Regions from separate parts of the Mus musculus genome. Here all the other regions are linked to region 3. Evidence: chromatin loops called from intact Hi-C (ENCODE). Cell type or tissue: heart. All regions are shown on one strand. Region 1 has its middle 150 kb from the start of Arhgef26. Region 2 overlaps Arhgef26 (Rho guanine nucleotide exchange factor (GEF) 26). Region 3 has its middle 120 kb from the start of Rap2b.

What was found. A loop is a pair of places that touch in the nucleus more often than their neighbours do. Peaks named below come from ENCODE experiments on the same cell type or tissue, not always from the same donor. Only the 100,000 strongest peaks of a DNase experiment are listed, where the experiment ranks them.
Region 1: a loop joins it to region 3, with 18 times the contacts of the local background. A loop is called at or near these places in 15 of 42 quality-filtered maps.
Region 2: a loop joins it to region 3, with 11 times the contacts of the local background. A loop is called at or near these places in 20 of 42 quality-filtered maps.

The regions. Positions count from the first base shown.
Region 1 is chr3:62,191,556-62,194,055 of GRCm38, forward strand. No RefSeq gene overlaps it. Among named protein-coding and RNA genes, the nearest start is that of Arhgef26, 150 kb to the right of the region's middle. In heart, a CTCF peak has its summit at 1,159; no DNase peak of the experiment used is centred here.
Region 2 is chr3:62,456,963-62,459,462 of GRCm38, forward strand. It overlaps Arhgef26 (Rho guanine nucleotide exchange factor (GEF) 26), which reads left to right. Exons shown (of 14, transcript NM_001081295.1): 12 at 1,411-1,478. Among named protein-coding and RNA genes, the nearest start is that of Dhx36, 49 kb to the right of the region's middle. In heart, a CTCF peak has its summit at 1,519 (motif pointing left); no DNase peak of the experiment used is centred here.
Region 3 is chr3:61,243,217-61,245,716 of GRCm38, forward strand. No RefSeq gene overlaps it. Among named protein-coding and RNA genes, the nearest start is that of Rap2b, 120 kb to the right of the region's middle. In heart, a CTCF peak has its summit at 1,075 (motif pointing right); no DNase peak of the experiment used is centred here.

The sequences.
Region 1 (2,500 bases), 950 kb after region 3:
ACTATGAACACTGCAGTAACCGGGTTCTCTGTCACTGGCCGAGTTCTGATAAATTACACTTTGTTTTATTGCCTGGTTATCTGGAGATCTGGAAAAGAATCAAGGAGGAATGGCATTATCTATATTTCTCTGGATTACAGCAGCCTGGGTACACATGACTATGACTTGGTTCCGGTAAAGTCAAACATCAAATGAATCTACTAGTTTCTTTTCAGAAGACGCTTACGTGTTTCAAATGTACCATTCACAATTCCTACTCACTGCAAATGCTTCTTCTGCACCCAGACTGCAAAAATGGAGAGCTCATTGTAACTGAAACCCTGTGAAAACAAATGCTATCCAGTAAAGTCACTGGTTCTGCCCTTCACTGTTTAAGTTGGTGCTGTATTGGCCTTCTGCCCAAAGCCTTCCTCAGAGGAACCTGTTCTAAGAAAACCACCAAAATTCAACACTTTGTTGGTTGGGCTAATGATTAATTTAGACTATAGAATTCTTTTCTTGGATATTTTCTTTATTTACATTTCAAATGTTGTTCCCTTTCCCAGTTTCCCCTCCAGAAACCCCCTATTCCATCCCCCCTTCCCCTGCTTCTATGAGGGTGCTCTCCCCAAGCCCCCACCCACTCCTGACTCCCTTCCCTGGCATTCACCTACACTGGGTCATAACTTTTTCAGTATAGCCCATATATTTGTAAAGAATTATTGAGCTTATAACACATTTTTAAAACCTTCCCATATCCCCAACCTCTATTTTCTTTTTATAAATTAGAATGTTTTCACAGAAAATAGCAGAGGACAAATTTTCCACAGTATGAACTGTCCAGATGAAAAGATCAGAATTTAGTGTATCCATCTGACTTTATCTACCATAATGTAAAGGAATGAGAAAATTGCATAATTTGCTGATTATGCCTTATTAACTACTGAAATTTTCCTGGTGGTGGGTGAAAGTTTGTCACCAGTGTCAAAACATCCCTACTGACACCAACAGTAACAACCTGGAAATTATATACCAGCAGCACAAGGACATCAAGAGCACCCATACCATGACAGACAATGTACAGATTCGGCTTGCTTCCTTTCTCCATCAGCTCTTATGTTCTAGCAGAACCTGAAAATAGGCAGTGTTTTAAAATAAGGCAAACAGCTCTGTCTAGTGGTGAATTTTATGATTGCAATCTAGGTCATGAATAGTTTCTTTTGAAAATCTAAAACTTGGCCAGCAAAGCTGACAGGAAATGGTTATTGTGATCTCTGCTCATTGAACACAAGGGATCAGCACTTAAGGTCATATTTTCTCCATTTTGGGCACTTTTCCTGGTAATTAAGAGAGACAAACAGGTGTGAAACCCACTTCAGGAAAAGGAAATGCAAAAAAAGCATTTAAAAGTGTTAAGCTTTTTTAAAAAGTGAAATTTCACTTTTCAAAAACTTTGTCAAACATAGGAAGAAATCTTAGCCGGGGCCCAACTTTAGCCTGCCTTCCTTTCTTATTTTCATGTCTTTTAATAATAGAACTCCTGAGTCTAGCTCCACATCAAAACTATAGCAGTCTTCACAGGGCAGACAGAAGCCATGGAATGGCAGTTGGGATCCCTGGTTTAACAGCAGTTTCCACAAACGTCTCCAGAATGTTCTCAGAACACTGTGTGTCCAAAACTAAGAATGGAAGCAATTTTCTCTCAGCTCCATCATGAAGCACTCCAAAAGTCAGCAGTTCTTTTGCACACAAAATATGGAGCACCAAGAAAACCTGACTTCCACAGAGCATTATGAAGCACTGTATAAAGCATTTAAAAAGAGGAAAATGGACTTAAGATTGGCGAACAGTCTAAGTGAGGGCTGATATCAGCGACTATTATATTTCTGGCTAAATCATATAGAAAGGATGTTTGCAAATTAAATCAAAGCTTACTGACAGGGAAAATAAGGATAAGGCCATTTTCCTTTTCAATGATGGTACTGACCCAGGGCCTTACATGTACTAGATAAGGTGTCCTACTAACAAACCTCTCCAGAATGTTCTCAGAACACTGTGTGTCTAAAACTAAGAATGGAAGCAATTTTTTCTCTCAACTCCATCATGAAGCACTCCAAAAGTCAGCAGTTCTTTTGCACACAAAATACACACAGTATTTTGCACACAGGCTACTTGTTAACACACAATAGTTATAAGATAATGAGTGTGTGGTTATATTAAAAAATGATGATCAAAACTTTACACCTTTGCATGAATTTGCTAAAGATAATAGCCAAAGGGATATTTAATTTAGTGAAGTAGTTACTTAAGCATTAATATATTCAAGGAATATTTCAGTGCAAAAGAATATTTTCTTTTGAAAAATAATTGTACAACATAGTTGTTTGACAACAAAATTGAAGTAAATTAAAAAGTATAGAAAATGTTTTTGTTCTTAAAAAAACATAAATGCTAGATATGAAGGCAGGACCACCAATGTGTAGGTATATCCTTTAAGATTTCACCTCTGTGAAGCTGAGAT
Region 2 (2,500 bases), 1.2 Mb after region 3:
TAATTGCATTATCTATTTATTTTACTTTTAAACATATACCAATTTATTTATTTTTGGCTTTTTAAGTCAATCTCATTATATTGCAAAGAGTGGCCTTTACCTTGTGGCAGTCTCCTGCCTGTCAGAGTTTATGATCTGGTAATAGCAGCAAACAACTGATCAAGGTTCAGCTTGTGATTATTAATATGATTCTCTTATAATCAGATGTTTACTGAGCACCAGTTACACTAAGCTGTGCTCTGGAGAGAATCTAATTAGCCAGGCACATAACTGTGTGGATGTGTGATGTGAGTGTGGGTGTTAGAAGAGGCCAGAGGTATCAGATCCCCTGGAGCTGAAGTAATAGGCAGTAAGCCACCTATGTGGGTACTAGGAACTGAACCTGAAGTCCTCCACAATAGCAAGTGCATTTCTGAGCCTTCTCAGCAACTGCAAAAGGCAAGGTTTCTAACAGGCAATAGTGAATGGAGTGCAGAAAAGAAAGGGAAGCGGGAAGATCACGGAGGACAAGCATGGGCTGCTGTGCCTGCCCTGTTGCCAGTCCTTATGTGGGCTGCTCTGCTTGGTAGGGTAGAGGAGTGCATACATGTCCAGGAGTAAAAATAGGTCACTAGGTATTGGGAGAATTAAAAAAAAAATGTTCTTCAAGTTTTTGGGTATAAAGATGTCTGTCCAGAAGGTGTATTGGTATAGTAAATTGGCTTAGATTGCTTATCTCTGAAATGCTTTTATCCTACAGATGGCATTTTTGGAAGATTTTATAGAGAACTAAAATAGTATATACACATAGTTTGATTTGACTAATTGCAATTCTAGCGCTTGCTTTTCTAAATACACAGGATGATGTGGTGGTGGAACAGCGCTGTGCTTGCCCAGGACTTGTAGTAGTCATAGTAAGGTTTTCGTTTTACACAGCTGTAACAGCATATTAAAAATATTTTGGCTATTTTTTTTTCTAACTATGCTCATGAAAATAGTTTAAAGCATTTGAGAATAGTCTAAATATTTCAGAATTTTTATTTCAATAATGTTCACACATAGAAAAGGGATTTCCCAGCTTCTTTACCAAAGTAGTTGAGTATATGGGAGGGAAAGGCCCCCTTAAGAGGGAAATTGGTCCTTTCAACTGTTAAACATCAGATGATTGTGATAAGTATCTGATTCAATGGCTAATCACTTCTCCATTAAATGTCCAACAGTTATATGAGAAGTCTCCTTTACCCAATAACTAGCCACATTTCTATTTGTTTGACAATGATAACTCTTCCCTTTTTAAAAATCACTCCTGTCCATTTTCAAGGCCAGTCCCCTACCTTATGTTTTAGAAATAGGTTTGCAGTGGCTGTCTAGAATAAACTGCTTTCAGTGTATAGAGAACTAATCTAAATTGCACCTGCTCTCTGTGTTTAGGAGTGAGCGAGCCCGCTGGATCACAGCCCTGGGACACAGCAGTGGGAAACAGCCACCAGACAGAACCAGTAAGTTTCTAGGAACACGGAGGGGCTCTGCCCTCTGCTGGCCAGCATGGTTACTGACTGGTTACACTATCTTCATCTCTACTGATTTTTAAAAGGTTCCTTCCAAGACAGCTGTTAGTTCCTCCCATGTTAGTTGCTAAACATGAAAAATCACTGTTCAGTTTTTCTGGGTTTATTTCTCCATCTGTGAGTCAGAGATATTGGGTTCACTTCGGGATACTGGGAGGACAAAGGTCAATTATAGAGGGTCAAAGTCCTGCTCGAGCCATAAAATGCTTATGGCTAGTGGTTACTAATAGGCTTGAATATAAACAGAAAAGTGTTTGTTTTTTATTGCTTTGAGAAAAAGACTTGCTATGTAGCTCTGCCTGGGTTTCACACTGGTCCAGGCTGGCTTTGAACTCAAGTTTTTGCCTCAGCTTTACACAGGGTGGCATGAGCTACCATATCTGGTTACAAGTTTTTGGTCTAAAGAAAATTACATCTTTTCACGATCCTTTTTAGTGTAGGTGGCAATGTCAAGAAAATGTACTTTATTCCTCTGGTGTCATAGTATGCACATTCAATGGTGACACTATATTTCTGGATGACTGAAGGATGAGGCTTGCAAAGGTGGGTTTCTGGAGCCCTTTAATGATCACAGCCTTTAGAGTTAAAGCAAAAGTGGTCGGCTTGACGTCAAATTTTATATTAAAAACAAATAATGAAGCCATGTCAGTTCTGCTGAGGTTGTATTGTTGCAAGTCAGCATTTGGGGGCACTCTGAATTCATCTGGCCATTGTCTGGAGCCTTCATTTTTTTTCTAAGCTTTGCCACAGCCTTTATGCCTGGTTCCTGATAGGATAGGGTAACTGTAGATAAAGCTCCGGGCATTGCAGATGGTATGAGTTGTATAATCTTGGCCTGCCACTTCCTCTCTCACCTCCATTTCTCCGTGTAACACATTGAATGACTCCTGCTACTGTTGAGCATCTCCATGCATCATAAGAGTCCTCCTGACCCCAACATTTAAAACCAGGCA
Region 3 (2,500 bases):
TTTGCTTGCTTGGTTTGTTTTTGTTTTTGAAACTTAGCCTAGGATTTCTTTGGGAATGTTAACTCTTTTGACAACAAAGTTTGACTGCATGTCAATAGCCACTGATGCAGAGACCCACACAGAGACCAAGGAACCTGGGAATCTAATGATGTGGCCATGAAGAGCAAAGTGTGCCAAGTGCTGGTAAAGGCAGAAGGGACTTCTGGGTTCTGCATGGGCACTTACCTTAGGATGCAGCCCAGGAAGGAACCTTCTTAGGAAGAACTGATCCTTAGAAAAGCAATTCAGAACAAACTCCAAAACCATGCAAGATGTTCTCTGTCTTCCTACATGATCATTTAAAGTCCGAATTAACAAATTCTTCCAACTTAACAAATGTATTGCTGAGCTTCAAATCCAATATTCTATGTAATAACATCTCCCTTTAGTTCTCCCCCAAACCCCTCTGTGTGTGTGTGTGTCCCCATGCATGTATGTGAGTATAATTACAAGTAAATGAATGGAAGATATTAACATTTATATAAATGACAGTGGATTATACATCTTCAGTTTTGAACTTAAGCTTGGTTTGTTTCATCTAAGTTATTTTTGGCAGGTTTCACAATCTTTATGCATGTCTAAGTTTGTGAATGGATTCAATAGTAGTAGCTTTATGTCACAAGAATATTAAATGCACTGTTAGATAACAAACATGGACTATTTAACATAATGCTTAGCATGTAGTGGGTGTTTTTAAAAGGACAATAACTAATAAAAGACTATATTTAGATTTAGCTTTCAAGTCCAAGTTCCATTCCATCCTATTCCTGAATGACCTTGGGCTCTAAACTGAATGAGTCTATCCTGCTTTGCCCTTTGGAGTTGGCTGCCACGCCACCCAGAATGGGAGCTACACAGAACTCACAATAAATCATTACTGTCGTTTTTATTATACTCTATGAAACAAATATGTTTTGGGTATTTCTGTGCATAAATATTTTGTTCATTCTTGGAAGTTAGAAATAAGCTGATTTCATAGTATAAAATGTTCCAAAATACAAGACTCAGGTTTCAAAACCACAACCATTTACAAGTGCTTGACACAAGATGGCGCCAGACTATTTCTATTCTATCTCCACACTTGGTTCAAGCAACAGGATGAAAGCGCCTGTGTTGTAGGAAAACAAATCTTCACTGTATTGTATCATCTTCCCCCCTCACCCCTCGCTGCCCCACTCCCCTTTAGAGGCAGGCATAATTTTAATGTCGAGCACCTATAAGACATGACACTAAAGAAATCATTTTAGTTGATTCTCTTATTTTACTGTATGGAATATTTTGCGTGAAACATTTAAGATTTTTTTGGCCCTTCTTCATTTAAGATTCTTTTCAAAACTGTTTTACAAATAATACAAAAATCTAATAGTTGGGAAATAGTAAAGTGGACTGATACTCCACTCCCTCCTCCCCGGCTTTTATTTTTGGGTTTATTTTCCAAAACTTATGCAATTTGTGAATTTTTTTTTCCAGTCACACGTTTTCTCTGAATTTGCTTTCAAGCTTCCAATAGATACAGATACGGGAAAGTTCCAGGCTCTCCACACCACTGGGACTTTGACTTCAGTCTAAGTCAGGAGGGCTGTGACTTATCACAAACTTTCTTGTTTGTGTGGGGCTTGAAATCCATCAAGCATTAACTGTAGAGAATGCTGTCTTCTCACCAGCTGCCCTGAGTACCCCAGTAAGACTCTGCCAGTGACATCATGTTTCCTAGAGCCTGGAGCTCCGTGGCTCCTTTGCTGGCTGGAATATTGCTGTCTTTTTCTTCCTTAGCTAACCTCCAACCTGAGCATCAGAGTCAGCTGTGAAAATGTCTCCTTCTGCTCCCTAATTTTATTTTTAATTGACTGCATTGAGCTAATGCTATCTATGAAAACTTTGTAGTTCATAAGCAAAACCCCTCATCTTGACATAAACAAAGCCCTGTCCCAGGAAGGACAGACGTGTGCATGTGGATATACTCATAGACACATATCATTTACGTGGTAGTTTTATCTTGTATCTGTGGCTCCTGCTAGTTTATTGGTATCTGTCCATGCAGGACCACTGGGGAGGATATCGGCTCCCAGTTTACCACCCATCTACCCAGTTTAAGCTGAGAACTCCGCTCACTTACTCATGCTTATTGGTTCTGAGTGAGTCTGAGGCTATGATCTCCACCTGAGAGGCTCTAAGGCAGAACAGGAAGGGTGTGCACAGCAAATAGGAAAGAATTTGTCTTCCTGAACAGGTGATTAATTCTCCAGTTGAAGGCTAATCTGGCTAATTTGTGTTTGAATCCTCTAGTGAGAAGTAAATGACTGAAAGGATGTTCTCTCATTTTGGATCTCTGTGATTCTTTGTCCCACAAAACTGAGGGGAGGAAGAGACAGAAGCTGAAATAACCTGAAATAACTAAATGCTAGAATCCACTTAGTAAGGTAGGGTAGCAGGGGGTTTGTAGAGTGTACACTGCAGGAAG